Regions from separate parts of the Homo sapiens genome. Here region 2 is linked to region 1. The links are chromatin loops, found by intact Hi-C in ENCODE. Cell type or tissue: IMR-90. All regions are shown on one strand. Links, peaks and the distances in the headings refer to the core of each region. The heading gives the core; the rest is flanking DNA. Region 1 overlaps RABGAP1 (RAB GTPase activating protein 1). Region 2 overlaps DENND1A (DENN domain containing 1A).

Region 1 (16,326 bases), core at 2,952-10,951:
TTTAACAGTTTGGTTAAAAGCAGTATCCTTTCAGCCTTTTTTATGTGTTCATATATGTGTATGTATAATTACTATACAGAATAGTATGGTTTCCATATGGATGGAACACTATATATATTATGGTTCTCCTATGTGTATATTTAAAAATATGATTGTTATTTATACTCTTTGGTATCCTCTTTTTAAATTTCATATACTTGAACATACACATCTGTACTATCCTTTTTAATTATGCTATATTCAAAACATACAAAAATTCATAAAGAATTTGTATCTACCACTCAGCTTGAAATATTCTAAGAAACAGAAGAAATAAATATTACCAAATATGCCGTTTTTCTTAGTTGCTGCCAAGTATCCCATTATTTGGATGTGCTATACTTTATGTAACCAATTTCTAATCACAAACCTTTAAATTGTTTCTAGCTTTTTAGTAGTATAAACAACCATCTGTTAAGTAGCTACTAAAGGCCAGGTGGCATGCTAAGTAATTTACATAAACTTTTCAGCTAATTATCTCAGAAAACCCATAGGAGAGTATTAGTTATGGAAACTGAGGCCCAGCAGCTTAAGCAGTTTAACTTGATCAACAGATGTTAGTGCTTCCTCTCCTTTGTTCTTAGCCCCAGGATTTGCAGAATGGAGGGAGCCTTGAGCAGATTCAGTTCTGGAATATAGGGCTTATCGACAGAGTGGTTGCTGTGCATGGATTGGGACAGCACAAGATAAAGGAAAAGTTCCCCAGGAGTTATTTCCTGAGAGATCACAACTTTATGACTGATCTTTTGGTTTGGAAGCATGGAATGCTTTGGAAAAGCATTTCTTATTATTGAATATGAGAACAGGGCAAGAAAAGCTCTTCTCTCAGAAAAAGGGGAAGCTAGGTCTTTAAGCAGCTTTTCAATGGCCCTTTAGTTTTTATTTTTCAAGGTAGTTCTGAGATAATGCATTTCCTTCCTTAAGTTTTCACAATTTCTTTAAAAATGTGGGGTATAAGGACAAATAGCATAATAGTCGAGATATAAAAACTGACAGTGTTCTTTTTGTCTGTTCTCTTTCAGGGAATAAGTGTTATTTTTAATGTCGCCCTTGGATTATTAAAGGTACTCATTTATTTATTAGCTGAGTTATCTGTCATTCCCTGCTCTGCACTTGCAATACATTGGTTGTAGTCTCATTCTGAGCAGTCACTGTGCACTAGCATTACCCATGACAGTGGATGTATGCAGGTGGCTCTGACAAAAGCGAAGAAATATCTTCTGGGGATTATAAAAGTGCTGGAAATCTAGCATTACCCCTAACAGTGGATGTATGCAGGTGGCTCTGACAAAAGCTAAGAAGTATCTTCTGGGGATTGTAAAAGTGCTGAAAAGTGCTGAGAATATAAAAAACTTCTTGTGCATCCTTATAGCAACACATTTTTTCTATATGTGTTTGTATTTTCTTCAAGACTTCGAAAGATGACCTGCTGTTGACAGACTTTGAAGGTGCCTTGAAGTTCTTTAGGGTTCAGCTTCCTAAGAGATACCGCTCAGAAGAAAATGCAAAAAAACTAATGGAATTAGCCTGCAACATGAAGGTAAAATAATTTTGCATTAGTTAAGATTCTGTTTTTCACTTAGTGTCTCACTATTCCTGATCATTTATAATACATAATTATTTATGTATTATATTTATAACATTTATAATACATATTAGTGTTAACATTTATAATATATAAATAATATTAATGATGTTTTCTTCTGTATTATATAACTCTTAACCTTTTTTTCCCCAAAATACTTTCCTATATATTATAATCCTACGAATGAAATCTCGTTGTCCCCCCAACCGCCAAACTATAGAAGAGTATTAATATCCCTGTTTTGAGACAAATCAAAACAAAAAGAGGTTGTAGTTCCCTAGTTGTACACCTGGTTAGTGGCAGAATTCAGGTTTCAGGTTTCATGATTTCTTCTACTGTGCTGGTTTTTTGTTTTTGTTTTTTTTTTTTTCTTTTTTTTGAGACAAGGCTAGAGTGCAGTGGCACAATCATAGCTCATTGCAGCCTGGACCTCCCAGGCTCAAGCGGTCCTCTCACCTCAGCCTCCTGAGTAGCTGGGACTACAGGTATGTGCCACTACACCCAGCTAATTTTTAACTTTTTTTTGTAGATTTGGGTTCTCACTATGTTGCCAAGGCTAGTCTCAAACTCCTAGGCTCAAGTGATCCTCCCACATTGGCCTCCTAAAGTGCTGGAATTACAGGAGTGAGCCACCACGCCTGGCCTTAACTTTCAACATTTGTTCTGGTCAGAAGTTCCCTAAAACAAAGCTAATAATACATGAAGAAAACTCAGTTTTATCACTTCAAGTGGCATTTGTGATTCGCACAATTTTTTTAAAAGTAAAAAGGTATAGGATCTTCTTGTGTTCATGTTATCATAACATTGTATTGTATTGTATTGTATTGTATTGTATTGTATTGTATTGTATTGTATTGTATTGTATTGTATTGTATTGTATTGTATTTATTTTCTGTGGGGCTTTTTTTGAGACAGGGTCTCACTCTTGTTACCCAGGCTGGAGTGCAGTGGTGCAGTCACAGCTCACTGTAGCCTCAACCTCCCTGGACTCACTTATTTAGGGCTCAGTTTCTGCTTTTGTAAAATAATATTTTACTTCTCATTCTGGTTATGTGTCAGACTGAGCTAACTCAGATTACCCTTCTTTTAACACATAGAGAGGCTAAATAAAATATACCCCAAGAAATGTTTAAATGCCTGGAAGAACTTGAAATAGAAATGCACAGGTATTTAAAACAAAGTAGCTCAACTAGTGTGTGTAAACTGATATAACACATCTCAGGGGAGTATGGAACTATGTGTAGCTATTAGGGGTTTAATGCTCACACAGACATAGTGGATATGATTTTGGGCCTTTAGGAGGCAGCTGAAAAAGTGAGGCCTTTGCATAAAGTTAAGACCTCTGAATGGCTCCCCTATCTGTTAAAGGAGGAATACAAAAACTACCTATTAGCCTGAGAAACAGTAGAAATCATAATATAAAATGAATAGTGGATTAGAAAAAAAAAAGGAAATAGAACTTCTGGTAATTAAAATAATCATCAGAGTTTACATTCTATTTAAAATGTTACATACTTCATAGGTATTACGGCTAACAGTTAATGATAGTTTACCATGTGCTTGGTACTATGGTTAAGTGCTTTTATATGTGGGGATTAGCGACGATATCGTATGTACAGTGTTTAACATAGTGCCTGGTAGTTAGTAAGGGTCCAAGAAATGATGGCTACGACTATAATTATTTCCTCCCTGATCGTTAAGTAGATAACAAACATTTTACAGTAATATTTTCAAAGAAAATAGGTTTGCACAAAGCATAGATAGAACCAAGTGAGTTCTGAGATTCTTTGAGTCACTCTTCCCACCTCAGCCTGGTTCAGCACACAAGAGGATGCTGCCTCTTTTTTGTTCATGATTTCTTTGCCTCCAAAATCCCCTTTCTCAGTGTCCCCATCTCAATTAGGGGTACCTGGTTGCTCAGGCCAAAAACCTTGCTGTCCTCTTGACTCCTCTCTTTCTCACACTCCACATCTATGCTCGTCGTCAGAATATATCCTGACTCTGATCACCGCCACCTTCATTATTAACATCCTAATCTAACCATCATCATCCTTTCCTGTTTCCACAGTGGCTCCCTCCCTGGCTCTTCTCTATCGCATGTCTCCTTTGCTGAAAACTCACGTTTCCACCATCCAGAGGCATCCTGCATTCAATTTTGCTCCTTTTCTTTCCAAATGTTTTTTATGCATTCTTAAATAATTGAGTTCATACAGTCAGTATCATTTTTCTTCCTGTTTCATGCAATTATACGGATTTTCCTCACTGAGATATTGTGTGTAAATAATCAGTTGTAAATGGTTATATAATTCCTCTGCTTGAATTTGCCTCACTGTGCTACAGTTTATTTAACTGTGCCCCCTTGTTTGTTTCTTTTTTAAATTTGTTTGCTTTTGTTGTTGTTGTTTGTTTTTTTGTTTTTTTGTTTTGTTTTGTTTTTTTTTTTTTTTTTTGAGACAGGGTCTCGCTTTGTCACCCAGGCCGGAGTGCAGTGGCGCAATCTCAGCTCACTGCAACCTCCGCCTCCCGGGTTCAAGTAATTCTCCTGTTTCAACCTCCCAAGTAACTGAGATTACAGGTGCACCACCATGCCCAGCCACTTTTTTGTATTTTTGGTAGAGACAGCGTTTCGCCATGTTGGCCAGGCTGGTCTCAACTTCCTGACCTCAAGTGGTCCACCCCCCTCAGCCTCCCAGAGTGCTGGGATTACAGGTGTGAGCCACCACACCCGGCCCGCCACTCTTGTTTAAATTTTTGTTGTTGTGATGTGAACGGTTTTATACATAAAGATTCATTGGATTTTAGAGTTTTTCCTTAAACTCTGATTCTTTCTCCTACTACGTTTCCCCCTTCTCCTTCCAATTCAGACACGCTGGCCTCCTTGCTGTTCTCAGACCTTTGCACTGGTCAGTCTCTCTGCTTGTAATGTTCTCCTGAATGTCTGCATGGCTTCACTGTCCCCTCATCCAGTCTTCGGCTCATATATCCACAGCTTCTCAAATTGCAGTATCTAAAGTAGCAGCTCCCCCAACCTTTATGCCATTACGTCCTTATCCTATCTTATTTTTCCCTACTGGAATGGAGGCTGTGCAGCAGAAGAGACAATCTCTTTGGCTTACTGCTGAATCCACAGTACCAGGAACAGGATCTCGCTTATAAATATCGATTGAATAAGTGAATGAATAAATACACTGTTGAGTGTCTACCATGTGTTTTACAAAGAAGAGTTAACATGGATTTGGGCAAAGCTTAATAGTTTCCAGCCAGAAGTTTTACCTTTTGGATTCCCATTAGCTTGAAACACTTTAATAATATATGGATCCTTTATTTCCATATATGGAAAGGTGGGGAAAGTCCAGATAGGAGGTATCTAATGTCTTTTTTTTTCTTGCCTATGCCTTCAATGAGTTAAGTCTGACAAGGCTGCCTTCAGTGTGTCTGCACAGCACATATATTTTGTGCTTAGATATATAATTCCTTCTAGACCTGGAGAACTTTGCATGTTTGGGGTACACTTTGGATGTTTCCCCCTATTTGCACATGATTTCAGGTGAGATAGTAGTTTTTCTTGAAATCGGCTCATAGCCTGAAAAGAGTACAGATTCACCAGAACATAAGAGAATGGGATTTTTCTGCCAGAAGGTGAGCTATGGTATGTACAGTTTAGTTAGTGATGATTTGTTGTCTTCTGGCAGCTATACTTAATACCAAAAAATTTTAAGAGAGATACACACAATAGTTGAACCTGTTATGGGCAAAGTGATAATTCAGTGGTAACTTGCCAGTTCAAAATTAGGAAGTCATTGGCAAGTGCATCCTGAGCCCTGCATTCTGTGGCTTGCGTGAGGTATGAGTACACATGAGGATCTGTGGTTTGAGTCCATTAGACCTCGAAAGGGCGGTTCATGATATGTGGTTCCAAAAGCTTGTTTGGAAACAAGCTTTTGAACTTTTTCATGTGGAATTTACAAAGGTAACTTTTGCTCTGCAACTCACTGAAATCTCTTTCCATTATTTTTTAAATGTTTGTAAATTGTGGCTTGGTTTACTCAGTTGTACAGTTGACCTTTGAACAACATGGTATGAACCGCATGGGTCCACTTATACGTGGATTTTTTTCAATAAAAGTTATACCAACTATGCCTCCTGTCTCCCCTTCTACCTCTGCCTCCTCCACTTCTGCCTCTGCTACCTTTGAGACAGAAAGACCAACCCCTCTTCCTCCTCCTCCTCAGCCTACCCATCATGAGGACAACCAGGATGAAGACCTTTATGATGATCCACTTCCACTTAGTGAATAGTAAATATATTTTCTCTTCCTTACGATTTTCTTAATATTTTCTCTAGCTTGTTATATTGTAGGAATTCAGTACATAATACCTATAATGTACAAAATATGTATTAATTGACTTTATGTTTTCATTATGGCTTCTGGTAAATAGTAAGCCATTAGTAAGTAAATTCTGGGGGAGTCAGAAGTTACACGTGGATTTTCAGGTGCGCAGGGCGTCAGTGCCCCTAACTCGTGTTGTTCAAGGGTTAACTGTACTTCCTGATAATCAAGGTGAGAATTGGAAATATTTTGCCTCACATGCCAGTCTAGGAAAAAGATAGCTACTTTTGTTGTCATTGTTGTGATATTTGGTCTTTTGAGAAGGGTCTTGCTCTGTCACCCTGGCTGGAATGTAGTGGCACAGTCATGGCTCACTGCAGCCTCAACCTCCCAGACTCAAACGATCCTCCCATGTCAGCCTCTCAAGTAGCTGCGAGTACAGGCATGCACCACCATTTCCTGGCTAATTTTTTTTTTTTATTTTGTGTAGAGACAAGGTCTCTTTGTGTTGCCCAGGCTGGTCTCGAACTCCTGGACTCAAGTGATCAACCCACCTCTCCCTCCCAAAGTGCTGGGATTACAGGTGTGCGCCACTGCGCCGACCATTGTTGTGTTTTAATATTATGATATTGTTGTAATTTGTAGTATTGATATAGTTCTTAAAAGCATCTTATTTCTTCCTCACAATACCCTGTGAGATACAATAGGGCACATCAAGTGACTTACCCAAGTCATACCAGCTGTATAGTGACAGACCACCCTAGTAGAACTGAGGCCTCTGACTCTTATGTTCCCAATGCTTTCCAACGCATTCCACTGTCTCTTACCATTGCAAAGGTTCAAGAATTAAATTTGGTGTGGCAGTATCTGAAATGGCCACAAGATGGGTGTGTTGCTCAAAAATGTCTATCTTCTTCTCGGTGCCCTTGGAAATTTTTTTTTTTTTCTTTATAAATCTTTGTCTGTCTCAGTCCTTACTTGCCTCTCTACTTTTGTCTTTTTCAGGCCTTTTACTTCTCCTATTCTCCCTCTTTCTCCTTAAAGTGAACTTATTATGGAACTGAAATGTTTTACTTATTTCTTGAGGAGTTTAGATCCCCTGCTCCTAAACTAAAATTTAACAGTGTACCTTAGAACTCATTTAGCTATCCATTGAACTTCTCCCGCTTTATGGGTCAGTGACCTGAGATAGAAAAATTGTTCCACTTCTGATAGAGGATCTAAAAGGAATTCCATTCTAAATAGATTATTCTAGAAGATCATTTATGGACCTGGGAGCCCCACAGCCCTTTCATACAACTGCACCTTGCATAGTCTTTAGAGGGGAATATTGAAAGGTCTTTTAGATTTTTGATTCAAGAAATATGCAAGGGAAGCTCTTTCTTCATGTCTGTATAGGCATTTTTGAGAACAAGTGAGACATATGAGGCTAGTTTAGAAGACCCAAGAATCATGCTCTAAGAGATGGCCCAGTGAGTTTCCTAGATCAGACCTGAGGACTTGGCCATTTTGCCATAGAATCCTGCTTAAGGTGAAATGGAATTGCTGAACCATTGCTTCATTAGAACGTGTCATTTTAAACACAACGTGATGTGCCAGACTTCAAACTACTTGTAAGAAAAGATACTAGTACAAAAACCAAATAGCAGTGTCTCCAAATTAATATAATTCTTAACCATTTGCTATTTGGAGAAACAGAAAACTCTTCAGCATTTTCCCTTGGGGGATATTTTTATTCCAGAGCTTAAAAACAACACTAGTTTGAACTTCATTCTCTGTTCAAATTGTTTGTGTAGTTAGTATGTATTAGATTTAAGCTCTCTGAGGGCAGCGACTTCATCCGTCTTGTTTGTTGATGGATTCGCAGAATCATACACAGTGCTCTCATACAGTGAAATAATCCTCACAGTGACCATATGAGGGCCTTTTAGGGATGTGCATACTGAGACATAGAGAATTGATGTAAACTCTCAAAGGATATAAAGTTAGTAACTAATGGAGTTGGGATTAGATCCCAAGAGTTTCAGACTCTGAAGTCAATTCTTATGGGCATTCTGCTTTACTGTAAATGATGGATTGAATGAATGGGACAGGAGCCATTTGTGTGTTATCCCTTTTTAGTGATGTTAGTAATGTAATCTCAATCTCTGTGTCAGAGTTGAAACTTATTCTCTATACACTACACAAAGTTCAGCTTTCTTTATAACTAGACCAGACTGTAGTTTTATTTCTTTGCTTGTTCCTACCTTTTAGAATCAGATTTTATGAGGAAACTTCTGAATGGATGCTCTCTCTGTAATGAACCCTAAATTTTGCCAGTTGTTGCAAGGGTAGCAGTGGGCACTGCCTTCTTTTAATAAGCTGGTCTCCCTTAGTCCTTATCTGTTTGGGTTCTCTGCTACTAATTTGCTTCTTCCATTTTAGAAAAACACTCTGGTGGTAGAACCAGAATACCTAATTGTACTTAGTGATCTTTGAAGGAGTTTGAGTATTAACTGTTTGAACAAATTAAATAAAAAGGCTCAGAAATTAAATAGAATGTTTATTTCCATTGGTGAAGAATGCAGACCTTCGAGACCCACAGACCTTGGCTTTTATCCTGGCTCCGCCTCTGCTGTGTGACCCCAGGGTAGGTTAACATCGCAGGGTTGTGACAGAATAAGATGATGCCTTTAAAGTGGCTGCTGCTTGCATCCCTCAAATACGAGTGTTCTTCTGGCCTGCCCTGTTTTGACCTTTGCCCAGGCATCCAGAGTACTTTCCTTAAGTCAGTTCAAGTCAACAAACGCTTGTAGATTTTCTTATGTGTTCAGCACTGAGCAGGCCACAGAGATAAATAAGAAACAGGAATCACCCCAAACTTGCATTCTTATGCTGGCATTGCCACTTAACACTGGGTCCTTAACTTTGGACAAGTCACCTATCTATGATACGGTATGATGTGAGCCATCTGTGATATGATAAGTATCACCTGTGATATGATCTATGATAGAGTAAAATGAGGGAGATAATCCCTGCTCTACTCATCTCAATAAGTTGTTTTGAGAAGTAAATAAAATAGTAGATATGTAGGCATCTTGTTATCCTGAAAGTCCTGAGTAAATCTCAGGTTCTTTTTATCAGTAACTAAAAATCAGTCCCTGTCCTGAGCATTAAACAGGAAGATAGACTTGTGTCAGATTTCTTTATTTAGCTTTCTGATAGTCCTACCACATGAAGCAATGAAGACTTTGGAGTCAGGATCTCCTTAATGTACCAGACTCTTTCTTACCCCCCACTGTCTACCCACTCACCCAACAACATGCTTCTCTCTCGCCATGCAGAGCTACTAATGTTCAACCTCCCACTTCACTGGATTCCCTATGACTCCAGCTCAGCAGAGATTCTGATTTTGGCAACACTTTTTTAAGCCAAACTTTGAAAGCAGCTCCACTTCCAGAGGGTAGCCTGTTTCATGCTTTTCTGTGTTAAATTGACTTTGTTTAAAATGGCTCTTTGTTTGCAGCACATGTTCAGAGTTGTAGCTGTGTCTCTTGATTCAGGACGGGATGCCAGGTAATAACGACAAATAGTAGCTAAAATTTATTGAAAATACTTCACTGTGTGCTAGGAACTTTTCTGAGGACTTTATATATATTTGATGTTTTTTGATCTTCATAACAGTAGTCTTCATAAGGACTGTTAACGATTTTTACAGATGAGGAAATAGAGGCTTAAGATTAGGCAGCTTGCCCTTGGTCACACAGTAAGTCATTGGCAGAGCCAGGACTCCAGCCTTGGTCTGTTCCACCTGCACAGCCCGAGCTCTTAGTGGGCAGGTTGTACCACGTCGCGCCTGCCCAGGTGAGCAGCCACTCTCACTCTTTCTCCATGTGTGTTGCCCTTGCCGTCCCTGTCTGTTCCAGGGGCTGATCAGAGACCAGCTTCCCCAAGGCAAGTGGCATAGATTTTAAGAAAGCACATTATCTAGTTCCTGTGACAGATTAATGACAAGTGAGTGACCAAAGGAGAGATGTTTTGGACTGAATTTGTGCTTCTATCAAAATAACAAACTGGCATGTATCAAGTCTTCCTTCTCTCTAATTTAAGGTTTCTTAACCTGGGACAATGGACAGGCCTCAGGGGGCCCATGAGCCCTCTGAAATGGTATGTAGAATGTTTTGATTGTGAAGGGAGAGGGGAAGTTGGCTTCTGTGCATTCTTTATTGGAGAGGAACCATGGCTCTCAGGAGACTTTCAAAGTAGTGCTATTTCTAACGGTGTTAAGAACCCCTGTGCTAATACAGTGGGGTATAAGGTTGGTTTTACCAACAAACCCAATCTTATGCTAAGTATTTGTTAGGCTTCTTTTCCCCCAACAAAGTATATTTAAACAGAACAAGGATTGAATTTCAAATTTAATTTTCTTTGAGGGCAAAAATACCTCTGTTTGAAGCTGTGATTTCCAAAGCCTTCTGATAGGAATCAGTGAACAGCGGGTATGATTCAGAGCTCTGAGTCTAAATCCATAGCTTCCCTTGCTTCCCGAATTCAATTAAAAGTTAAAAGTAAGAGAAAAAAATGAGTCTTGGACTTCTAAGTCTCTGTTCATTAAGTGTTTTCATTCTTATTGTGTGAAACGCGTTAGGAATTTCACAATGAATAGGACTTCCTGCCCTCATGGAGTTTGTACGTTGGCACCTATATATATCTTTGTATTGCTAATGCCACTGCACATAGTAGTGCTTAACTATTGGTTAAATAAATGTCCCTGCTGCATCTTTATTAAGGTAAAAAGGAAGCCTTTGGCTTTGATTTGTTTAACATCCTATTTTTATGAGTCCCAACTACTTTCCAAGCATTGAGCACTGGAGATACAATAGTAAGCATAACAGATATGGCCTGTCTCCTGGTGGGAAGACAGACAATTAAGTAGAAACCTAAGTAATCGTGAGCTTGGATTGGTGCCATGGATGAATTGACTTGATGCTATGAGAATAGTTACATAACTGAAAGAACTGGCCTGACAGGACGAGAGTATGAGGGAAGGGTTTGCTAAAGAAGGGGTGTTGGAACTGCAATCCCAGAGGTGAATAGGAGTGAGCCAGGTATGAGGTTGTCCAGGCAGAAGGAGCATGCTTGCATTGCATGTCCACTTTGGTTGCCATTTCCATTCAGAAGAAAAGTCAATGCAAGGAAAAGAGAGTCCTTTCTCAGTAATTCAGCAAGCATTTCTGGGTACTCGCTATACATGAACAGGGGACAACAATGAGTGAGAGACAGTTCTGGCCTGGAGAAGACATTCATAATGTCATAGGCAGGCTGGGAGGTGCTGGCCTCTCCCAGATATGGCCTCAAAAGGAGGCTTAAAATGCCCCTGCTGCTGCTGGCACCTTCTGGTTCCCCATTCGGGTTTCAGGCATCAGCCTTTATCTTGGAATTGGTGCCTCAGAGGCAGCCTAAACTAGTTGGGTTTGGTATGCAGCCACCCATGCTGCAAAAGTCAGCATCAGCCGTGAACCCATGAGAAGCTATGGTGTTTTTATTGATTTTGTGTTTGTGGTGAGTGTTTAAGGGAGAAAGGGAGGGTGGGAGGGAGAAAGAGAGAGACTGAGAAGAGGTGAGGGTGAAGACTGGGAAAAGACTGAGCTGGTGAAGAAGTCAGGACTCTGGACCAGCAAAGTCTGTGAAGACAGCAGAGCTTTGTGTACACCCGTTCCTGAGAGGTGACCCCTGAGGACTGATTCGGAAGTAAATGAAGACCATCAGCTAGAGAAACAAGCAGAGCTCTTAGAGAAACCCTGTATAATTATGAAAATGATACTTAAACAGCATTCTGTTTTTCCTAATTATAAAAATAATTCATACTCAATGCAGAATACTTGGAAGACATGGGAAAAATGAAAAGAAACACCCATATCCTATCATGAGAATGTAAGAAGCAAATGAGATGTTGGTCCGTGTAAAAGTTCTATTATTTACCAGGTACTTATCACACACCAACTCTTGTTATATATGATACTGAGGGAGAATCAACCCTATTACTATGAGGGTGAGGCAGCTATAATAAGGGTTAATGAAATATAGAAGACATTGTTTTGTAATTAGCCTATTACAACATATATCTATGGGGAAAAATGTTAATTCTTCCTTACCCCAGCAAAAGAATGAAAAGTTGAAGAAACTTGAAGATTTGTGAAAATGTTTTACAGGATTTGGTGTCAATTTGTTTTTTTTTAATAAAGTGCCATGGGAGCCTCATAACCACTGCCCTTCCTCTCATTTATTCAGAATGCAAAAGCACTGGGATGAAGTGTTTGCTGTTCGCAGCCGCATTTATTTTCTGTTCCACTACTATTGATCTGTTAGGATTGTCTATACACTTACTGATTGCATAGACATTTTACTTAGGTGCTTTCTTTGTGAGTCACTTAGGTACACAATAAAAGTTTACCCTAGCATTGGGCCTAAACTGCAGAAGATCTCAGCTTAAAGATGTCCTGCTCCAGTTTGTGGCCTCACCCCAGGTGTTGAGTGAGCATCTTTCTGTAGAGGTCAGCTGGAGCAGAATGCTGTCTTCCTGGCTGTCTAACCTTGGGCAGCAGCCAGACTCCAGGAATAGAGCTCTGATTGAGGCAGACCTGCAAACAGCCTGACTAGGGGAGGTGTCCACAGTCAATGGGAGAGGAACACACTCTCCCACTGAGAGCGTCTGGAGACACTGACACCAACACGCAGCAAATGTGGGCCTATCCTGTTCCCTTTCTAGGTCTTATTTCTTCATCTGTAAAATAAGAAAGTTAGAGTGGAGTAGATCTGAGAGTCCTAGTTACCTGGACCTGGGGACTAACAGGCAGATTTCCACGTCAGCACTTTAGTGCTGATTACTGAAGTTTCAGGAAGGGATTACCATTAGTTTCATATTCTTTTTTTTTTTTTAATTATTTAGATGGGGTCTCTCTCTTGTCACCCAGATTGGGACACAGTGGTGCAGTCTTGGCTTGGCTCACTCCATTCTCAACCTCCTTGGCTCAAGGGATCCTCCCACCTCAGCCTCCAGAGTAGCTGGGACTACAGGCACATGCCACCATACCTGGCCAATTTTTATATTTTTTTGTAGAGAGAGTCTTGCTGTGTTGCCCAGGCTGGTTTCAAACTCCTGGCCTCAAGTGATCCTTCTGCCTTGGCCTCCCAAAGTGCTGAGATTACAGGTGTGAGCCACTGCACCCAGCCATAATCAGTCCTTAAATTGCACACATCTGTTTTTTTTTTAATCACTTTTCTATTATATCTCATAACTTTTGAACATGTAATTTAAAACAATGCCAATGCCATAGGGAATGGCTAGCTGTTCAGAGGAAGGAAAGATAGTCACCCAGCCTGGGCAACATAGCAAAACTCCATCCCTACAAAAAATAAAAATCAGCCAGGTGTGGTGTCGTGTGCCTGTAGTCCCAGCTCCTTGGGAGGCTGGGGCGGGAGGATCAACTTGCCACAGGATGTCAAGGCTGCAGTGAGCTGAGATCACACTACTGCACTCCAGCTTGGGTGATAGAGATCCTGTCTCAAAGAGGAAAAAAAAGCCAGTTGCATCTTGAAGGTATGTTGCCCTTGGTTATAGTTTAGCTTGAAGAAGGAGACAGAGCCAACCAGTAAAGAGGGGGAAAGCCTGTTACCTAGAAGGAAAGCCAAGAGAATAAAGGGAGAAAAGATTTTCTAGAAGAAAGCAGAGAAGATTGGTCATGTTAAAGCATGAAAGTCAGGGAGTTTTGAAGTTTAGTTGGGGAGATGTAAGACCACTGGACAGAGGAAAAAGACACCACTGGTGACCTTCAAGAGGGTTCTTTCATAGAGTAGTCAGAGCAGAGGCCTGACTTACATTAAGGAGGGGCAGGTCTTGAAGCAATGGAGGTGAAGATATAGGCCTGTGGTTTGCAATGGTGGGTAAGAAAAGGCTTGAGAGAAAGAGAACAATAATCTGATGGGGTGAGAGGGCATCTAAGCAGAGTAGTCAGCACAGCTGTGTTTTTAAGGGTAGAGATAACTGTCTGTTTGAAAGCAGCACAGAAGAAGGTAGGAGAGAGGAAAGGGAGGGGATAGAGAGGTGCTAGGATAGTGAGGACTTTGGATGGAGTCCAACTGCCAGGGCTCAAATCCCAGATCTCCCAGTCCCTTATTGTGTGACTTTGGTCAAGTTACATAACCAACCTCCTTATACCTCAGTTAACTTGCCTATAAGATGAGGATGAGAATAGCACACCTCGTAGAGGTGCTGTGAGGTCACAGATTTAAAGGATTTAGCAGCAGCACTGGTATATGCTAAATAAAATGGTGGCATTATTATTAGGGACAAATAGGACCCAGAACTTGTAGGAGGAGCCGTCTGTAGGGTGTTCATTCTAATACTGTCAGTTAAAGCCTTAGGACCCAAACATCTCCAACAGAACTCTAAACGCATTGAGAATTTGGGGTCCTGGGCTTATACCCTACTCTGATGATTTCCCTCCAAAAAAATAGGAAATACCACATCCATAATGACTGAGATTGCCCAGGCCACCAGAAGTCTTGGTCTTCAGTGCAGGCACTGAAGCACCCACTACTTTCTAATACTTCTTAATTTACCCTATGATTTATCCTACAGATTAGTCAGAAGAAGTTGAAAAAATACGAGAAAGAATATCACACCATGAGGGAACAGCAGGCCCAGCAAGAAGACCCCATCGAGCGATTTGAGGTTTGTTTGCTTATGGCCTACGTGTGAGGAGCTCCCATGCTTTCATTTCATATGATTGCGCCTGTAACTAGCTTTATTGAGTCCTTTTTAAAATTCAATTCCTCTGTAGGTTCAGGTTTGAGTTTGCAAATTAGCAAGCAAGATCTGTTTTTGCTTCAAACCAGCTGCCTGGTTTGTTACAGTTCAGTGGCTTTTCGTCACAGTTAACAAATAGTAGGTGCTTGACAAAGTCACTTGAATCAGTTAAGTATTTCTTTATGGAGCTAGAAAATAAGAAATTGTTGATTTGGAAACACATCAGGTCCAGCCATTTCTCTTATTGTTTCCATAGGACTTAGAAATTTATTTTGAGGTTTAGCCCTGAGAAATTTTCATTTCCATCTGATTTTTATGTGTCTGTAACTGGTTTCTTTCTACCCTTCAGCGGGAGAATAGGCGTCTACAAGAAGCTAACATGAGGTTGGAACAGGAAAACGATGACTTAGCCCATGAGCTGGTGACCAGCAAGATTGCACTACGGAAGGACCTGGATAACGTAAGTCCAACGGGTCTGAAGGGAAAGATCTCACTGAGACACTTGACTTTTCCCCTCAAGAGAAATCCTGGAATTTTAGTGATTGTTATTCTAGCCACCTGTAAAGTTTCCCGCTTGTGATACAACTTGCTTGTCAGTGTCACTTCCCTCCTTTCCTTCAGGAATTATCTGTTGTCTCACAAAGCCCTCCTTACCACATTCTTTTCTCATTGTGCACATAATCCTTGAGCTTCTTTCCCAAACATCATTTGATTAAGAGACCTTGTGGTTAATTCTTACATTACTATAATTGGCAGGAGCATTTAATCATTATAATTACGTTAACCTCCCTCCTCAGACAGGAAGAGATTTTGTTATCCTACATATTTGGTGACTGTTGAAAAAGCATTGCCAGTTGGAATGCAGCTCAGTACCTCAGCAACTTGCAGTTTCATCAGGAGTTTCTGTTGACAGATGTTTCATTTTTCTTTGCTTCTCCTAATCTTAACAATTTTGGAATGATGTCTTTCCTGGCAGAAACCCTTTTCTATTTTCTGTACTACAGACTAACCTTAGAAGAAATGGTATAATCTCTCGATCATGGTTTAGGTCAGAAGTTGGCAAACATTTTCTGTAAAGGGATGGATAATAAGTGTTTGAGGCTTATGGCCCTACAGTCTACATTGCTACTACTTAGCAAAAGCAGACATAGATGATATGCAAATGAATGAGCATGGCTATGTTCCAGTTAAAAGCTTTATTTACAAAAACAAGTGACAGGCTGGATTTGGCCCTTGGACTGTAGTTTGCCAACCCTTTAGGTTTCCCTGCTAGGCTCCTAGGATTACCTTTCTACTCATTGGTTTCCTAAAGTTCCAGGGATGGGCTCAGGCTGTTGAGGATTTTTACGGGGGTCTTACATTATATGCACTGAAATAGGGTCCATGAATTTCAGGATGTCCTTGACATCCACCAGAAGCTTACAAAAATTTTGTGTACTCATGCATTTCCTTGAAAGGCTATGCTTTCATTTAGTTCTCCTAGGTAGAAAGACTATGGTTTCATCAGATTCTCAAAGTGGTTAACAGGTGAGACAGAGACCACAGTATCTACCCATTCAGAAAATGTAGGATGGACCTGGATTC
Region 2 (16,326 bases), core at 3,244-11,243, 300 kb after region 1:
GTCAGTCAGTCCTGCAAGTGGGGGCATGGTCAGATGATGGGCGAGTCGGAGGGGGTGGGTGGTGTGACTGGGCATGTTCCACGCTCACTATGGGGTGGTCGATTGGTCTGCATTCCCCCGCCCGCCTCCCCGCAAACACCAGCGTCCAACAGAGGCAGAGTCCCAGGCTCTGTTCTTGCTAATGAGAGACCTGTGGGGGCGACTTGCCAGGTGTCCCCTTGAACTCTTTCCTGGCTCCTGGGTGCCCTCAACGTCGTTGGAGGCCTGCAGTCTGCCCCATGGCCCCCGCAGGGCTGAGCAGGCCTGTTGCCAGCCCAACCCCGTGCCTGGTCTGTGAGGGGCAGAGCATGAGCTGGCTTAGAGCCCTGAGTGGGCACCGGCTTGGGAGGGTGCGGGGAGTTGACTCCTTCCCTAACTGCTCTGCGCCTGGCCCCTGCCTCTACAGGAGCAGGTGGTGAGGATGGCTCCGGGCCCGTGTGGGGCCTCCCCGACCCAAAAGCTTCAAGGACACGGGGATGCCAGCCTCTTCCCCAAGATGATTTTATTGAATGCACACAAAGTTCATCCTTGGGTTTGCAAAAAGTCCCACAAGTGAAGAGGCAGCAGTGCTCATGTGAACATGGAGCGCTCACCCCAGCCCCTCAGCACAGCCAGGGGGCCTTGGGGTACACACCCTCCTTCCCTGGGGCCGCCAGCACCTCCTCTGCCCTATCCCGGATGGGGCCTGGGGGTCTGCCCAGGGTGCGAAACTGGAATCTATGCTGAAACACCTAAGTGCCCAGGAGGTGCCCCCATGGCCCAGGAGTGACACGGCTCCCCCAGCAGCCAGAGCCCATTCCTGAGCCAGACAGGTCACGGTTGACCCAGGAAGAGCCATGTGCCAGGATGGCCGCCAAGCCTCACTGAGCATGTGCAGCAGTGGCAGCCTCTCAGACATAGAGGGGGCTCCCTGGGTGACATCTCCAGAGACCCCCTTGTCCCCCAGACACCCCTGGGTAGACTGTGTCTGACCCTTCACAAATAGGAAATGAGAGCTCGGGTCGAAATGCTCACAATTTCCTGCGTGTCTCAGATGGTTGTTTTCTTAAATGGTCGGGCCATACTTTAACTTGGTTTATGGAAATGAATCCATTTCAAGATTCATCAAATCAATAAGGTAAAAAGGAAAAAGAAAGATAATAAACATTCAATCTAACTTTGGTGACGTTGGCCTCAGGAATTTCTGTGCTGGCCTGGAGCTCTGGGCAGGTGGGGAGGGACTGGCTTCTAGCCCTCCTCCTGCTTCCCCGAGGCAGAGACCAAGTTTGTCCTTTCTACCTGGCCCTGGAGAAGGGGCTCAGGGCCACTGCCTCGTTCCAACCCAGGAAGGCCAGCTGCCTTCCACATCAGTCTGAGGCATTCAGCTTGACCTTTTTGGGTTGAAATCTGGGTTGCAGCTTCTCAGCTTTGCCCACAAAGCTCCAGATGACAAGAGGCTGAGCCCCAGCTTTGACAGTGAGGGGAGTACCTGGAGGTATCAGCGTGCCAGAGCTGGATGAGGGCTGGGGGCTCCTCCCAAAATACTCAGATGGGGGTTTCCATTTTCCTTCTATAAATCAAAGTTGCTGGTGCTCGCAGCCCCCGTGCAGGGTGGCTGGGGCTGTGTATCACAAGGCAGCCCAAGACCCCCTGGTCCCCAGATCCTCCCAGGTCAGAATCAACTGAAGTTTTGGGGTGAAGACACAGGAAAGAACGTGTGTGTATATTGCTAGAAACAGTCTGGAAGTGCCCCACCAGGTAAATCCTCCAGCCCAGGAGGAGTCCTAACTTCAACCCCAAGCTACCTGTGTCTCGTGCAGATGAGCTCAAACTGGAGGGTAACCCTGTCACCTGTGTCCGAGGAGGTGGGCGTGCAGGGCCTGGCTGTGGAGGAGACAGGAGAGCTGGGCTCGGAGGGGAGGCCTTCGGAGCCTCTTGGGACACTTCCGGGGGAAGGTGGGTAGGACTCGGTCTGGAGCAATATCATTGGCCCAGCTGACCTCTTTAGTGCAAAACCCAATCAAGGGTGCCGAGGAGAGGCAACCGCGGGGTGGGATGGGCACTCAGGAACTGGGTTGATTCCCAGGCTGGAACTGGTGCCATTCCCCAGGGCCAGACATCAGAGATGGGCAGTGTGGAGGGGAGGAGGGGGCAGCAGAGAGGGGTCCCATCCCTTCCCACCAGCAGAACCTGGGCAGAGAGAGAGTGGCGGGGGAGCCTCGGAACCGCAGCAGTGGACGGACCCTCGGGCCTCGGTGCATCCCCCACCCTCAGGGCCCGGCTCACTCGAAGGTCTCCCACTGCTTCCTGAGCTGCTCCACCGAGTCTGGGGCCGGGGCCAGGGCCGGACTCGGGCTCACGTCTTGCTTGGTTTTCTGTAACAAATCCTCAAAGGGGTCTCTGGCCTGTTGAGGAGCAGAGGGCTGCAGTGTTGGCTCCAGGCCTTGAGGGGGCCTGGGAGGCAGAAGCGGGGGGTCTCCAGGCCTCAGGGCCAGCCCCTGCTTGGTCTCAGCAGCCCTGGCACTTGAGCGGGCCAGGGGCAACGTTCGGATCCTCGACGGGGCAACTGCTGGGGGACCCAGCGGCTGTAGGGGGCTCGTGTGGGTGCCCATGGGCATCTGGCCAAAGAGGTTGGGCATGGAGAGGGCGGAGAGGTTGGGCTGAGACCTGTGAGGGGCACAGAAGCCAGCACTGGACAGCAGGAGGCCGGACGCAAAAGCCGGCCCCAGGGAAGCTGGAGGGGCCCCGAAAGGCCCGGCTGGTGTGGAGACCAGGGGCAGGGTGGGTGGGGCTGCTGGCATGGATGGGACAAAGGGGTTGAGTGGTGGCTGTGGGAATGGGGTGGGTGTCCCTGCAGGGGGGAAGCTGAATTGGGGGGTGAATGGGGTGGCTACATTCGGGGTGGCGGGGCGTGACGGGAGGGTGCTGCCTGACCAGGCTGTGCTGAGCGGGTCCAGGAGGGCGAGCAGGGCGTCACTGCTCGTGCCTGCAGCCCCGGGGCCAGGGCTGAGCGGCTGGAGCAGTTCAGTGGGGCCTTGGGGGACAACACCAGGCAGGAGCCCTGGACTCAGGGCAGCTCGCCTGTCCCGATCCGTCTGCAGCCGCTCTGAGACGTCACCAAGTGCGGCGCCGGCAGCCTGGAGCTTGGCCGGGCGGGGAATGGGCGGTGGAGGCACGATGCCCAGCTCTGGGGTCTTCCTGCCTTGGGGCCGGGGGATGGTGATGCTGCCCAGAGTAGGGGTGGGCACCTCCTCCTTGTCACTGGGGTTCAGGATGCTGTCCCGGTTCTGGGGCCTTCGAGGCAGGGCCAGGGAGTTTCCGAGCAGGGCTGAGGGCTTCTCAGGGGAGGCAGCTGGGGGCTTGCTGGGGATGGCCATGTCGTCCTGGCCCAGGCTCCAGAGCTTGTTGTACGGGTGGGTAAGCTTCAAGGCCACTGTCACCCCGCGGCTCCTCTCACTCCCGCCCAGATCCAGCCTCTGTTGGGAGGGAAGGAGGGCGGCAGTGACCACGGGCTGAGTTGGGACATATGTGTGCCCATTCCCACACCACTTCTGTGTGCTGAATGTGTGCTGGGCCTAGTTGTGTGGCTGATCAGCTCCTCGGACTTGGAACAGCTGAGGGCTCCCCCAGGTTACCAGCAGAGGACCCACGTGTGCTGGGACTCCAAGCCTGTGCTCCGGGAACTCAAGACAAAGCTCTCGTCCCTTTATGCCAGTGGCGGTTGCCAAGGAGTTTTAGGAAAGTGACTCCAGCTACCGGCTGGCCCTTTTTACTTTTTAGATCGCAGGCACCCGCAATCACCTGTAAGCCCGGGGGCGCGAGTGAGACTCAGGGCCTGGTAGGAGGCACCTTGGCTGGGGAGGAAGGAGGAGGCCAAGTTGGAGTCCTGGCTCTGCCACTTGCAAGCCACACGGCCCGGGTGCCAGTCCCTTTCTCCTGGCCCAGGTCCTCGTTCCCAGCAGGGAACACTCATGAATGACTGGAGCTCTGTGAACCCCACGGTGTGACCCAGTGATGCAAAGTCAGAAGACCCCACTTGCAAGTGAGGAAACTGAGGCACCGAGCGGGGATGTGATGGATTAGACGTCACAGTGGGAATTACACACTGATTTGCATTCATAATGCAGAGCCAAGAACTTGCATCCACAGGCTCTGCCAAGGAGCCCTGGCAGGGATGGACGCAATCCCGGTTCCAGCAGGGGCTGCAGCCCTGCCTGGGGGTGCGAGGAGAGTGGCTGGCAGCACCCGCCCCCCCGTCTGATGCACACACAGAGTGGGGCAAGTTTCCATCGGGCTCTAGCATCTTCTCCTACCGTCACTGTTAGGGTGGTGTGGGCCCCGGCACCCTGGGAGGTGTTTACAGTCACACTGACCCTGAGCATTGGCTGAGGGTCTTGGAAAGTCACTGTTTCTCCCTTAGTCTCTTCCACTGTCACATGGGGATCCCACCTCGTGTGCGGACAGTGCCGGCCCCCGGCCGATACCCTCCCTTGCCCATGCCATACCTGATAGTCAAAGGTCCCTGGCTGCTCCCTCAGGTCTTTGGGGGCACGAAGGTCCTCTAAGCTCTTGGCCTGGCCCAGTGGCTGCAGTGCGGCCTCCATGTCCAGGTTGCTGAAGACGTCTTCCAGAAGGTCGATGCTGGCAGCCCGGTCAGGGGGAGCTGGGACAGGGCCTGTGGACTTCCGCACTTGCTGCTCTGGACTCTCTGCCTCGTCGCCTTCCGCGCTGTCTGACTCCCTGAGTGTCCGATACGGCTGCGGCCTGTCGGGGACAGAGCAGGCTGCACTCTCCCACCCAGGCCTTCAGGGGAGGAGCAAGCGGACTCCAGCCCAAGCACATTGAGGGCTTGAGGGGTGCACGCAGGGGCCTGCGGGACAGGAGAGTGTCCCGGGGTCTCCGTGAGGGCAGGAGTCTGGGAGGCTGCGAGGGTGCAAGCTGGGCATGCCGATGGGCCTGGGGCTGTGAACCAGGGCAACTCGCTTTGGCTCTCACTTGCACTCAGGGGACCCATTTAGTGCCCCCCAAACTACAGGTCCTTTCATAAAACTGGCTACTGGGCTTGTGAGCCATTCAGACAAGGTGTGAGGAACAGACAGGACTGGAAGGGGGCTCACAGGCCAGCAGTCATGCTCCTCTTGCTCCCGCCCTGCTCTGCTGTTTGTTTGGTGGCCTAGGCACAGCCACAGTCAGGTTCTGTGAACAGCCCATGGGGAACTGGGCTGGGGAAGCTCTCCAGGGGAGCTGTCTGGGCCTAAGCTTGCCCTGCTAACCTTGGTTCCACCTCTGGTCATGCTATTTCTTGCTGTGGGACCTTTGGCAGGTCACTTAACTCTCTGAGCCTCAGGTGCTCAGGTGGTGGTGGTGGTTACATGAGCAAATGCGGTGCCCGGCACACAGCAGACACGCACGGGTTGGTTACAGCATCCATCGCCCACCAGTGAGCACGGCTGTCACACAGGCTCTTCTGCTAGCAGCTTTCTGTACTTTTACACATTCAAAACCTTGCAGTCATTGGCTGGGCACGGTGGCTCACGCCTGTAATCCCAGCACTTTGGGAGGCCGAGGCGGGCGGATCACTTGAGTTCAGGAGTTCGAGACCAGCCTGACCAACATGGTGAAACCCTGTCTCTATTAAAAACACAAAAATTTGCGGGGTGTGGTGGTGCGTGCCTGTAGTCTCAGCTACTCGGGTGGCTGAGGCATGGGAATTGCTTGAACCTGGGAGGTGGAGGTTGCAGTGAGCCAAGATCACAACACTGCACTCCAGCCTAGGCGACAGAGCGAGACCCTGTCTCAAAACAAAAAAGCAAAAAACAAAACAAAACAAAAAAACAAACAAAAAACCCCACACCACTACTTTGCAGCTGATCCAAGTATAGTTAACAAAGGGTTCCACTTGCCTTCCCTTCCCATGGACCTGAGTCCCAGGGCACCACTGGGTAGATGGAGAGGCAGCGCCTGGGTCAACCCTTACCTCTAGTGGAGCCCCAGTGGGAAGTGCATCTAGCCTTTTTTATATTTTTATTTTTCAGACGGAGTTTCACTCTTGTCTCCCAGGCTGGAGTGCAATGGCGCAGTCTCGGCTCACTGCAACCTCTGCCTCCCAGGTTCAAGCAATTCTCTTGCCTTAGCCTCCTGAGTAGCTGGAATTACAGGCTCCTGCCTTTTGCCTGGCTAATTTTTTGTATTTTTAGTAGAGACGGGGTTTCACTATGTTGGCCAGGCTGGTCTCGAACTCCTGACCTCGTGATCTGCCCGCCTCAGCCTCCCAAAGTGCTGAGATTACAGGTGTGAGCCATTGCGCCTGGCCACATCTCACCTCTTCTAACCCCAAGTCTGGGGCTGGTGGTGGCCCTACGTCAGGCGGAGATGGTGCCCGTGGCACTGGTAAAGTGGGGGAAGGGCACCACCTGGCGGTCAAGGGTAGGATCACAGTGAAGGCACCAGGGTGGGGGACATGGGAGGGCTCATCAAACAGTCCCAGTGATGGGCAGGGACTCCATCATGTACTCTCTCGCTGAAGCAATGCAAGCAGGCCAGGAAGTCGGACTTACACCCCCACCTTATGGATGAGGAATGAAGCTCAGAGATGTTAAATAACTCACCTATGTCACACAGCACCCGCAAGAGGTGGAAATGGAAGCCAAGCTTGAGAGGCTTCAAACGTCCCTCACTCACCCTGACCAAGGAATTAGAGACCCTTTAATAAAGATGAGCACAATGAAAGGGTTAAAGTCAGTCAGTGTGCTTCTGGAACTTCAGGAAATAGTGTTCTTTTGAGCCCATTTTGAGTTAGGATGGGCTAGTTTCTTTTCAAACACACACACAAAGGCCTGTACTGACTTCTAAGGTCATGGGCTAAGGAAGCGAGCCCTCGCCGTTATTTAAATAATTAAGGCGCCAGTTAGTTCAGAGACGATATGATGGAGCTGGGCCTTGGACATGACCTGGTGGACTCCTGGCTGGGAGCAGGGTGCCTTTTCCCAAAAGGTGTTTTAAATTGACACATAGATGAACATTTCTTATGCTAAAGGTTCTCTTTTTGTTCTAATTAGCAACAGAAATAATAACTAATACATTACGCCTATGACATCATAGATATTATTGCTTAGGAGAAGGCTAATTTTAAAATCTTTTGAAAAAAAATCGAAACAAAGATTTGACATACAGCAAAAGTGACGTGTGATGCTTGGATGACACCAGCTTAGGCCACTACTTTCTTTTCTTTCTTTTTTTTTTTTTTTTTAAAGGCAGAGTCTCGTTCTGTCACCCAGGTTGGAGTACAGCAGTGTGATCTCGGCTCACTGCAACCTCCGCCTCCCGGGTTCAAGTGATTCTCGTGCCTCAGCCTCCTGAGTAGCTGGGATTACAGGTGTGAGCCACCATGCCCAGCTAATTTTTGTAGTTTTTAAGTAATGATGGGGTTTCACCATGTTGGCCAGGCTGGTCTCGAACTCCTGGCTTCAAGTGATCCGCCCGCTTTGGCCTCCCAAAGTGCTGGGATTACAGGTGTGAGCCACTGCGCTTGGCAAGGCCACTACTTTCTAAGTGAGGACACTGGGAGGGGAGTGACTTGTCTGGGTCCCCAGTGACCTGCTGGCAGGAAAGGATCAGGACCCTCTGACCCTGTGGGGTCAATGACAGAGGGCCAAGCAGCCTGGGGTTTATAAGGTCCCCAGAGGAACCCACAGGCCATCCCAGGGGGAGGGACCTGATGCTGGGGTTTGGGAACAGGGAGAGGGTGCAGGGGACATGAGGGAGAGGGAGGGAAAGGCATCTCTCTTCTGTGCAATGACCAAAACGATTAACGTGCCCCCTGGAAGGTTGCTGTGGGCACCACGGGCATCCCGCAAAGGGCAGTTTCCATTCCCTTAAAGGCTCCCATTAAAAACACATAACCGTGTTAACAAGGGCAGACAGACAAAAGCTGTCTCTCTGCTCAATGCCAGCTCTGAAACACTTGTGGGTGGAGGGGCAAGAACGGGTAAAGGAAGGAGGGCGACAGCAGCTTAATCTTAGGGGTGGCTGGATGGTGGGTGAAACTTTTAAAAATCGCTACTTGTAATTGGTATGAGGCTTAGGCTATAAATAATAATGATTAAATTATCTTTAAAAAGTCAGGCAGATCAGAACACTTGGATAGGCTGGCATTTAATATACACATTTCATATGAGGAACGTTTTCTTTTTTAACTTAAACTCTGATTCCCATCTCCATGGCTTTCCAAGATGTGCTGAGATAAAGAAGGACTTGGAGATCAACAACCAGGCTAATTGTAGTCACCAGTTCCACTAGCAATCAAGCACATTTCATCTCTAAGGGGACCAATGCTCGCGTATCACCCTGTCACCTCTCTATTGTCACAGCCTCTGTGGAGCTGGCAAAACGGATGCCCTGAGAGGTGGCACGCAGAGGTGGTGTCCACCCTGCATGTTGGCACTGGGGCACCGGCAGGCAGCAGCTCCAGACACCCTCCCCCCGACACAAAGGCAAGCAGCACCAGCCCCCCGCTTTCGCCATGCAGCCCCGCAGAGTCACCAAGCCGAGCTCAGGGAAATGGAAGAAGGAAGGAGAGACCATTCAAAGGGAGCGGAGAAGAAAAAGCTCTCGGTGAAGCCAGAGCTCGGGCCCTCTTCCCGCTGGCATTCATCATCAGAGGAGTCTTCGGAGAGGAAGACCGCATAGTGTCGCAAGGGCTTTACCAGGCTGGGGCAGAGGAAGACAAAAGAGAAGAGAACAGGCAGTTAGGGGCGCCCTCAGAACTTCACGTGCAGGCGGGAAGCAGGCCTCTGGGCTCCACGCCTGGCCCTGCCTCTGTGTGCCAGCCTGGGGTGGGGGCTCTCAGGAGAGGAAGCTCGTTCCAGATAGAAAAGAAACTAAATTTGCCACGTGTCCAGAGCCTTAAACTCATGATCCATCACATAGGACCTAGTAATTCCACTTCCATTTGGTTAACCCTCAAAGTTGGCAAAGAATCACACTGGAAGATTGTCATCACTGCTGTTTATAATATTAAAACATGGAACAACCTACACTGTCAGCAACAACTAGCTGGTGCAGTGGCTGAATCTTGTCCTCCCATGAAACGTAATGTTTATGAAGACAAATTTAAAGATCAGGATGCAGAACTGCAATCACACCACATTCGCTGTCATCTGCTTATGGAAAAATTCATAGAAAAAAGACTGGAAAGGTTCATGGCTAAACGTCAATAACAGCCAGTGGAATCATGGGTGATTTCTTTCCCCTCTGCTGCTTTTTATTTTTCTGTGTCTTATACATTTTCTACAATGAGCATATCTATTCCAATAAGCAGGAAGAAATAAAAAATAAAAAAGTTCAAGAAAAAAGTGAGCCGTGCGGAAGAGCTCTCGCGAGAAGGCCCTTTTCTGATTAGCGGCTGCTCTCTGGAGCTTCCCTCAGATGCCTCTTCAGAGAGTCTTTTTCATCTGTGATGTGGAAATTAAATATTCATTGTTATAAAAAATGCATCTCCCTTGTCAGCCACCTGTGAGCTCTACCTCTATAAACACCAACACATACACAGCCTGGAGAAACTCCACGCCCGGCTCCCATGAATTATATACTGACCAGGGCCCACCAGAGGCCATGTGCTCAGCAGGGGCGAGCTGGACCAGGCAGATCTGGGTTCAAATCCCGGCCCTTGTGCTGGGGAGTAGGTGTCTCTGTGCACCCCACCAAGAGGCACTTTGAGCCTGCTTGGTGTGAGCAGACCCGGGGTGTTCCACACCCCTGCCCCATTCTGTGGGCTGGCTTGCTCTGAGGCGAGTGAAGTCTGGGGAGAATGTGGGGCACGGGGGCTGGCATGGGCTACCTCCTCTCCCCTCACCCCCCAGCCCCCAGCTAAAGCCGTCTCCCTTCTCTGCTCTGTATGCTAGAATTCTTTTGAGGGTTTATTTCAGGAAAGGGCAACGTGTCCAAAAAAAGGACATGAGAACCACAGCTGGAGGGTGAGTGAGAGACAGTGGCTGCGCAGGGGGACGGGGCAGGTGGCCTGTGCCTGCACTTTGCTGCAATCCGCCAGGGCTGGTGCCCATCCCAGCACTTGCACATCAGAACGCTCACTTCCTCCCAGAGGCTGGCCAGGCAAAGAGTTTTGTCCTCGAACTGCAGTGGAGGTTGAGGCTCAGGAGGGGAAGCCAGTAGCCCAGGGTTACACAACAGGAGGCAGCGAGTCCCAGTGCTGGGCTTTTCTCTGCTCCCAGGCTGCCTTGCTGGCTGTCGGGGCAAGACACAACTCAGCCCTTCCTGGACTCGAGGGGGCTCTGGTCCAGGGGGCATTTTCCCGCCTCAGTGGACAGGTCAGGAAGACCTGACTTGCAGGAATCTCGGGGCCAGGGCACCACCTGGCTCCTGCCACTTCCACAGCAAAGAAGACAGAGCAGAAAGGCTACCCTCCATACAGCCACCAGAGTCTCTTTCAATCACAAACCCACACTTGTCACTCTCCTGCTAAAACCTATAAATCTGCCATTCTGAATTGTGATCTTGCTGCAGTTGGTGGTATGGTGAGTAAATAAATCTGTGGAGCAAAGGGTTAGGAATAATAATGTTCAGACATTTGCAGGGACTTGTTTCAAAGTGAGGGGGAGCCCACTCTCACTCTGCAGCACTGACTGCTCTCCTGAGCAGGTGAGGGGCAGAGGGTGCGCAGGCCGTGGGCTTCTGCTGCACTCTGGGGAGCTCGTGGGATGCACTGCTGAGCGGCCGTGCCGAGCTCCGAGCAGGGCAGTCTCCATGCTGTGTGTTGGCTCTACCTACCTCTGTGGCCCTCTCCTGGCCTCCCCTGCGGCCATGCTTACCGTCTTTGACCACACTGGGCCCTGGATATTCCCCCTCCCTGTCACCTTTGCTTGGAGCACTGACTGCTCTGCCGTCTTGAAGACTCAGCTCAGCGGGACTTCTACGAAGCCCACTGGAGGCTAGGAGAGCTCCCTGGCTGTGCCTCTTCGCACTTCATAGATACCATTTAACCTCTTGTCACTCTGTTTCTGAGTCAAGTTCCTCAAGGGCAGGGCCTGCCTTGTTCTTCTCTTTCTCCCCAGCTGGGGTACAGCATGAATGCTGTGGAAGTTTGCGAATGAATGAAAGCCAGCCTGCTGGGGGAACCCCCACTTTACCATCTTCCTGGAGCTGCACCACACTGTCCCCTTTCCCCAGACTGTGGCTGTGGTACAAAAGTGCTCCCCCTCTGGGCTCCCATCTGTTCTGAGATGCTAAGATGTGAAGAATGGGACGATGTTTGAAGGTGAGGGTGTCAGGTAGGTAGGGGCAGGCAGAAAGTGTTTAAAATGATATCAACAAGCAGGTACCGTGCTTTATAGAGGCCACTTCTACCCCTCACAAGAGCCTAACAAGAAGGTGTCGCAATACTGATTTTCTAGAGGGTGAGGGCTTCATGAGTCCACCCATCCATCTGTCCATCTGTGCACCCAACCAAGAGGCGCTTTGAGCCTACTTGGTGTGAGCAGACCCAGGCTAGCTGTGCACTGGGGCATCACTGGTGAAGAGGTGACCACGTGGCCAAGAAGTGGAGAACAGGGACTGCAGCCCGGATGGTCCACCCCCAGGGGCCTCACCCTCTCCTGTGAGCGGGGCTCGGAGTAGATGCACACGAGGGGACACCAGCCCCGGCTCGGGCCAAATGGAGGGAGGCTCTCCAGTCGCCCTCACGTCCACCTTGGTTGCCTTTCCGACACCTATCCAAGCACGGGCCCCCACCTCTGGCTCTGACAAGAGAGCACAGATCACAGCTTGACACGTTGGTGCAACGCCACTGAACCTGCCAGGAATTTCCGGCTTCACCCAGGAGCGAGGAACCTCTGCGCTGGGCTGTGCCCTGGCTTTGCTAAATCCAACTGCCGCAGTTCAGGCCACTGTCACAATCCAGCGCTGCCCACACTGCTGTGATGGTGGAGGGGGCTGGGGGCTTCCACACTGGTGTGACTGTGGTGGGCGGGGGAAGAGAGGGAACCGCAGTTTCCAGTTCAGGAGCCACTTTCCTTCTCCAGTTGGATGTACTGGCTGAGCCAGGCTGGTTGGGCAGTGATTTCCACAGGAGGCCTAGCTGTCTCCAGAATACACCACCTGTCTCTTGAAAGTGGCAGGGTACATCCAGGTGAGAAGTTTGTCATCTGATGTGGTCAGATCAGAGCTTTGTCGAGTCCAGGCCACATGGATGGCGATACTTACAAGCCTTGGGCGAAATGCTGTCCATACAATTTCTCATGAATTCTTTACTGCAACCCCATTTTGCAGACAAAGTAGCCAAGGCTCAGAGAGGGGGAGTCACTTGCCCAGGGTCACACAGCAGCTAAAGGTAGAGCTAGGAACTGAATGTGGATTTGCCAACTTTCAACCACTACGGGATCTTGCCTCTTCAGTTTTCTGGGTCAGAAACAACGAAATAAGAGATAGGGTGTTTCCTCTTTTACTTTTAATGAAAGGTGAGGTTTCAAAATAAACTTACTTAAATTCAGCTGCCCATGTTCTCCCATGAAACATACAGTCAGATATTTGTCAGAGATAAAGGATGAACCATCGAAAACGTCCAGGCTTAAACTTTTTATTAGCTTAAGGCAGAATATGAAAAAAAAAAAAAAAAAAAGCACCTTTTCCCTCATTAACCCAATTCAGCTACTCCCCTGCGGTCTGCCACCCACCACTTGCCTGGATTTTATTACACACAAAGAGCTGTCTGTGAAAAGGCAGGTTGCGGCAAACTTGGCTGCCCAGCGAGGGCTGCCAGAGTCTTGGTGCAGAAGAAAGGCTGGCCGTCCGTCATGGATCAGACCCCATCATCCCCCACGGCTGCTCCCGCCTCTGCCCACCTTGTCTCCGCGTGGAGTTCCCATGCAGATGACTTCCCGAACCCCTTCTAATGTTTGGTTTAACGTGTCGCCGGTTAGCGCGCGCGTGTGACAGTGGTGACAGGCGAGGCTGTTCCTTTTTAAATACCATGTCAGAGACACGGCGTCAGGAAGCAGGGACGTGCTCCATGCTCTCTGCCGCGCCGGGATCGCACCGGCTTATTTTTTAATGAGGAAGATCTGCATCTCGGGAGTTTTTTTCATGTGTCACATCGCGTGGACAAATCAGCAGCACGTCACGCTGGCCCAAAATGAAATGCTGACAAATGTAGATATTTCAAATTTAATTGACATTTAAATGTACTTGAGATAAAGACGGGGAAAAATCAGCCAGGACTTGGTCTCCGGAGGTGGTGAAGGGGAGCTGGTGATCATTTTTGAAAGGATCACTTCACTCAGGCACAAAGGATCCTCGCTTTGTAAATGTCTTGGCTACGCTGTGTCCCTCTGTCACGTGGCTCCAGTGGGCAGGTGCTGACGAGCAGGGACAGCCCCCAGGGTGAGGCTAGGTCCTGCCTGTCCGGTGGGTGCCAGTCTGTCTAACCATCCACTACCCTCCCCTTCCTAGTCAGGCTACCTTGGAAAAGTCACTTCATCTCCCTGAACCTAACTTTCTTGTTTAATTTTCTATTTCCATAGGTTTTTGGGGAACAGGTGGTATTCGGATACATGAGTAATTTCTTCAGCTGTGATTTGTGAGATTTTGGTGCACCCATCGCCCGAGCAGTGTACACTGAACCCAATTTGTAATCTTTTATCCCTCACCCCCTTCCTACCCTTTCCCTGCCGAGGCCCCAGAGTCCCTTATGTCATTCTTACGCCTTTGCATCCTCAAAGCTTAGTTCCCACTTATGAGTGAGAACATATGATGTTTGGTTTTCCATTCCTGAGTTACTTCACTGAGAATAAGAGTCTCCAATCCCATCCAGGTTGCTGTGGATGCCATTAATTCATTCCTTTTTATGACTGAGTAGTATTCCATCATAGATATACCACAGTTTCTTTATCCACTTGCTGATTGATGGGCCTTTGGGCTGGTTCCACATCTTTGCAACCTTATTTTCTTATCTGTAAAATGGAGATTCTGTAGCCCTCCTGAGAGTCTTATGGGAAAACTTAAATGCACGTATTCGTAAAGGGCTTTGCATGGTGCTGAGCACACAGTGACTAATCCACTACTGTCCACATGCCACATTCACCTGCCAACAAGTAGATTCTGGGCATCTGTATCCTGTGCAGGGTCTTTCCTAGGTGTTCAAGGATGAGTAAGGCAGTCCCTGCCTTCCCAGAACTTTCCAGGCATGGTTAGTGGTCCTCAGCTGAATGTATGTCAGCACATCAGAATCATCTGGGAACCCCCGTCTCCTGCCAGAGATTCCACAGCAAAGGAATCTCTGAAGTTCCAGCTACTCAAGAGGCTGAGGTGGGAGGATTGCTTCAGCCCAGGAGTTCCAGGCCAGCCTGGGCAACACAGCTAGACCGCATCTTAAAAAAATAAAAAAAAAAAAAAGAAGGTGGCTCTGAACCAAGACTGCAGGGTCTCTGGGGGTACACAGTGGCACACGCCCCATAGAAGAAACTCTGGAATTAGACTGGAGCTGTTCTCTGTGCGACCCAGGATAAGGGCTAGGACTGTTCTCAGGGAGGAAGCAATGGAGACAGAGGAAGCTACTGTACATAGGAACCTGTAAACTCAGTTGCAGGTGAATATCTACTTAAAAGCAACGACGATAAGAATTCTTGTTGCCACAAGTCACGATCACCAGCATGCTCTGCCTGTTCTGCCTGTCCAGTGAACTGGTTTAGGGGAGGTGGGAGAGATGGGTGAGTGTGAGATACCAGGTCCTTCCCGCCCCACTGGGGACTTGCTTTGCCGGAGGACAATGGTGGGGGCGTGCCTGGCTCAAGGGCTCTTGGACAAGGCTCCATTTGGGAGGTGATGTGGGAGCCAGACTTTTTTTTTTTTTGAGACGGAGTCTCACTCTGTTGCCCAGGCTGGAGTGCAGTGGCACAATCTCGGCTCACTGCAACCTCCGCCTCATGTGTTCAAGCGATTCTCCTGCCTCAGCCTCCAGAGTAGCTGGGACTATAGGCATGTGCTACCATGCCTGGCTATTTTTTTTATTTTTTATTTTAGTAGAGATGGGGTTTCACCATGTTGCCTAGGCTGGTCTTGAACTCCTAAACTTAGGCAATCCATCCGCCTCGGCCTCCCAAAGCGCCTGGCCAGAGCTGGACTTTTAATCCTGAGCATGGGAGAGGATCATAATGACCTGGAGGCATCTCCGAGAGGGGCAGGCACAGGGAACTCCATGTCCGGGTGGGGAGTTCAAGAGAAGAGGCTGGAGGTTGGCAGGGACCAGGTCGTGGAGGGCCTGGAGCCAGCGCAAGGATGAGAGGTGACGTGCAAGTCTGGGGGTGGTGCAAGGCCTTGGGGTGGCTGCAGTCAAGCAGGAAGCATGCCTGGCTGCCCATCCCCCTCTCTTGGGTTATGCCCTTGGCTTCTTCAGCCTTTATTCGGGCATTTATTTGATTACTTCTCAGTCTGTAGGTTCACTCCTTCCTTCTTTCAACAAAAATCATGAATGCCAATTTCACACATCCATACCCGTGCCCCAGCATGCCCGAGAAGCCCTTCCACGACCACTGGCTGGACACTCACATAGGCAGTGGCCCCAGCACAGGATGTGGGCTTCAGGCTCTGCGGTGGAGGGAAGATGGGGCTGGGAATGCCTTGGGGGCACTTTCCTCTGCAGGGAAGAGGCACTGTGCAGAACACCTGCCCCTCACCCTGAGGACAGCCTCTGCATCCTGGAGCCCAGATCTGGAGACTGAGTTCTGGGAACTGTGGGAGCAGTGGTGGGGGCAAGAAAGTAGTGGCTGTGGGACCTGGCTGCCCGGGTGCACATCCTGGACTGAGGGTACGTCATTCCACTGGCTACAGCCGTGGCTCCCTCATGGCTGAATGCCCAGGCTGCGAAGATTTTTTGGGGAGCAGGGAGCTTAGCCAAGACAACACGTGTGAAATTGCTGGGCACAAAACAGGCAGTTGAGAAATGGCGATGTGGCATCTGGAAGAGGCAGAGGGCTAGGTGGGAAGGCAAAGCCTTTCAGGGGTGACTGAAATCAGTCATGTCTTGAGGATGAGGCCCCTGTTCCTAAAGCATCCCCAAGGCTTGGTTTCCAGTTAACTCCCTGTGGTGACAGCTCCTGGGAAAAGTCCTTCCCTCTGATTTGCCAGGCAGAAGAGGCGACAGACAAATGGGTCCCGTGTCTTCCGGGGCTGCTGCAGATCCTTGGGGGGATCCTGGGTGGGCAGAAGTGAGGTATTCTTGGCACTTCCTGCTCTTCCAGTTTAGGCTCAGGCTCCACGGCTGGCTTTAGGCTTGGTTTTGTCTCCAGGGCCCAGAATCTA

What was found. A loop is a pair of places that touch in the nucleus more often than their neighbours do. Peaks named below come from ENCODE experiments on the same cell type or tissue, not always from the same donor. Only the 100,000 strongest peaks of a DNase experiment are listed, where the experiment ranks them.
Region 2: a loop joins it to region 1, with 14 times the contacts of the local background. A loop is called at or near these places in 2 of 110 quality-filtered maps.

Annotation. Positions count from the first base shown.
Region 1 is chr9:123,075,184-123,091,509 of GRCh38, forward strand. It overlaps RABGAP1 (RAB GTPase activating protein 1), which reads left to right. Exons shown (of 26, transcript NM_012197.4): 18 at 1,062-1,103; 19 at 1,451-1,579; 20 at 14,575-14,667; 21 at 15,092-15,202. Among named protein-coding and RNA genes, the nearest start is that of MIR600, 28 kb to the right of the region's middle. In IMR-90, for the core only: a CTCF peak has its summit at 6,841 (motif pointing right); no DNase peak of the experiment used is centred there.
Region 2 is chr9:123,379,132-123,395,457 of GRCh38, forward strand. DENND1A (DENN domain containing 1A) reads right to left here. Exons shown (of 24, transcript NM_001352964.2): 22 at 8,599-8,727; 23 at 4,524-4,782; 24 at 527-3,494. The coding sequence ends at 2,301. It also overlaps a transcript of CRB2 not described here. Among named protein-coding and RNA genes, the nearest start is that of MIR601, 15 kb to the right of the region's middle. RefSeq lists enhancers at 1-306, 307-806, 6,520-6,589 and a silencer at 7,943-8,138. In IMR-90, for the core only: a CTCF peak has its summit at 6,429 (motif pointing left); no DNase peak of the experiment used is centred there; H3K27me3 peaks cover 176 bases.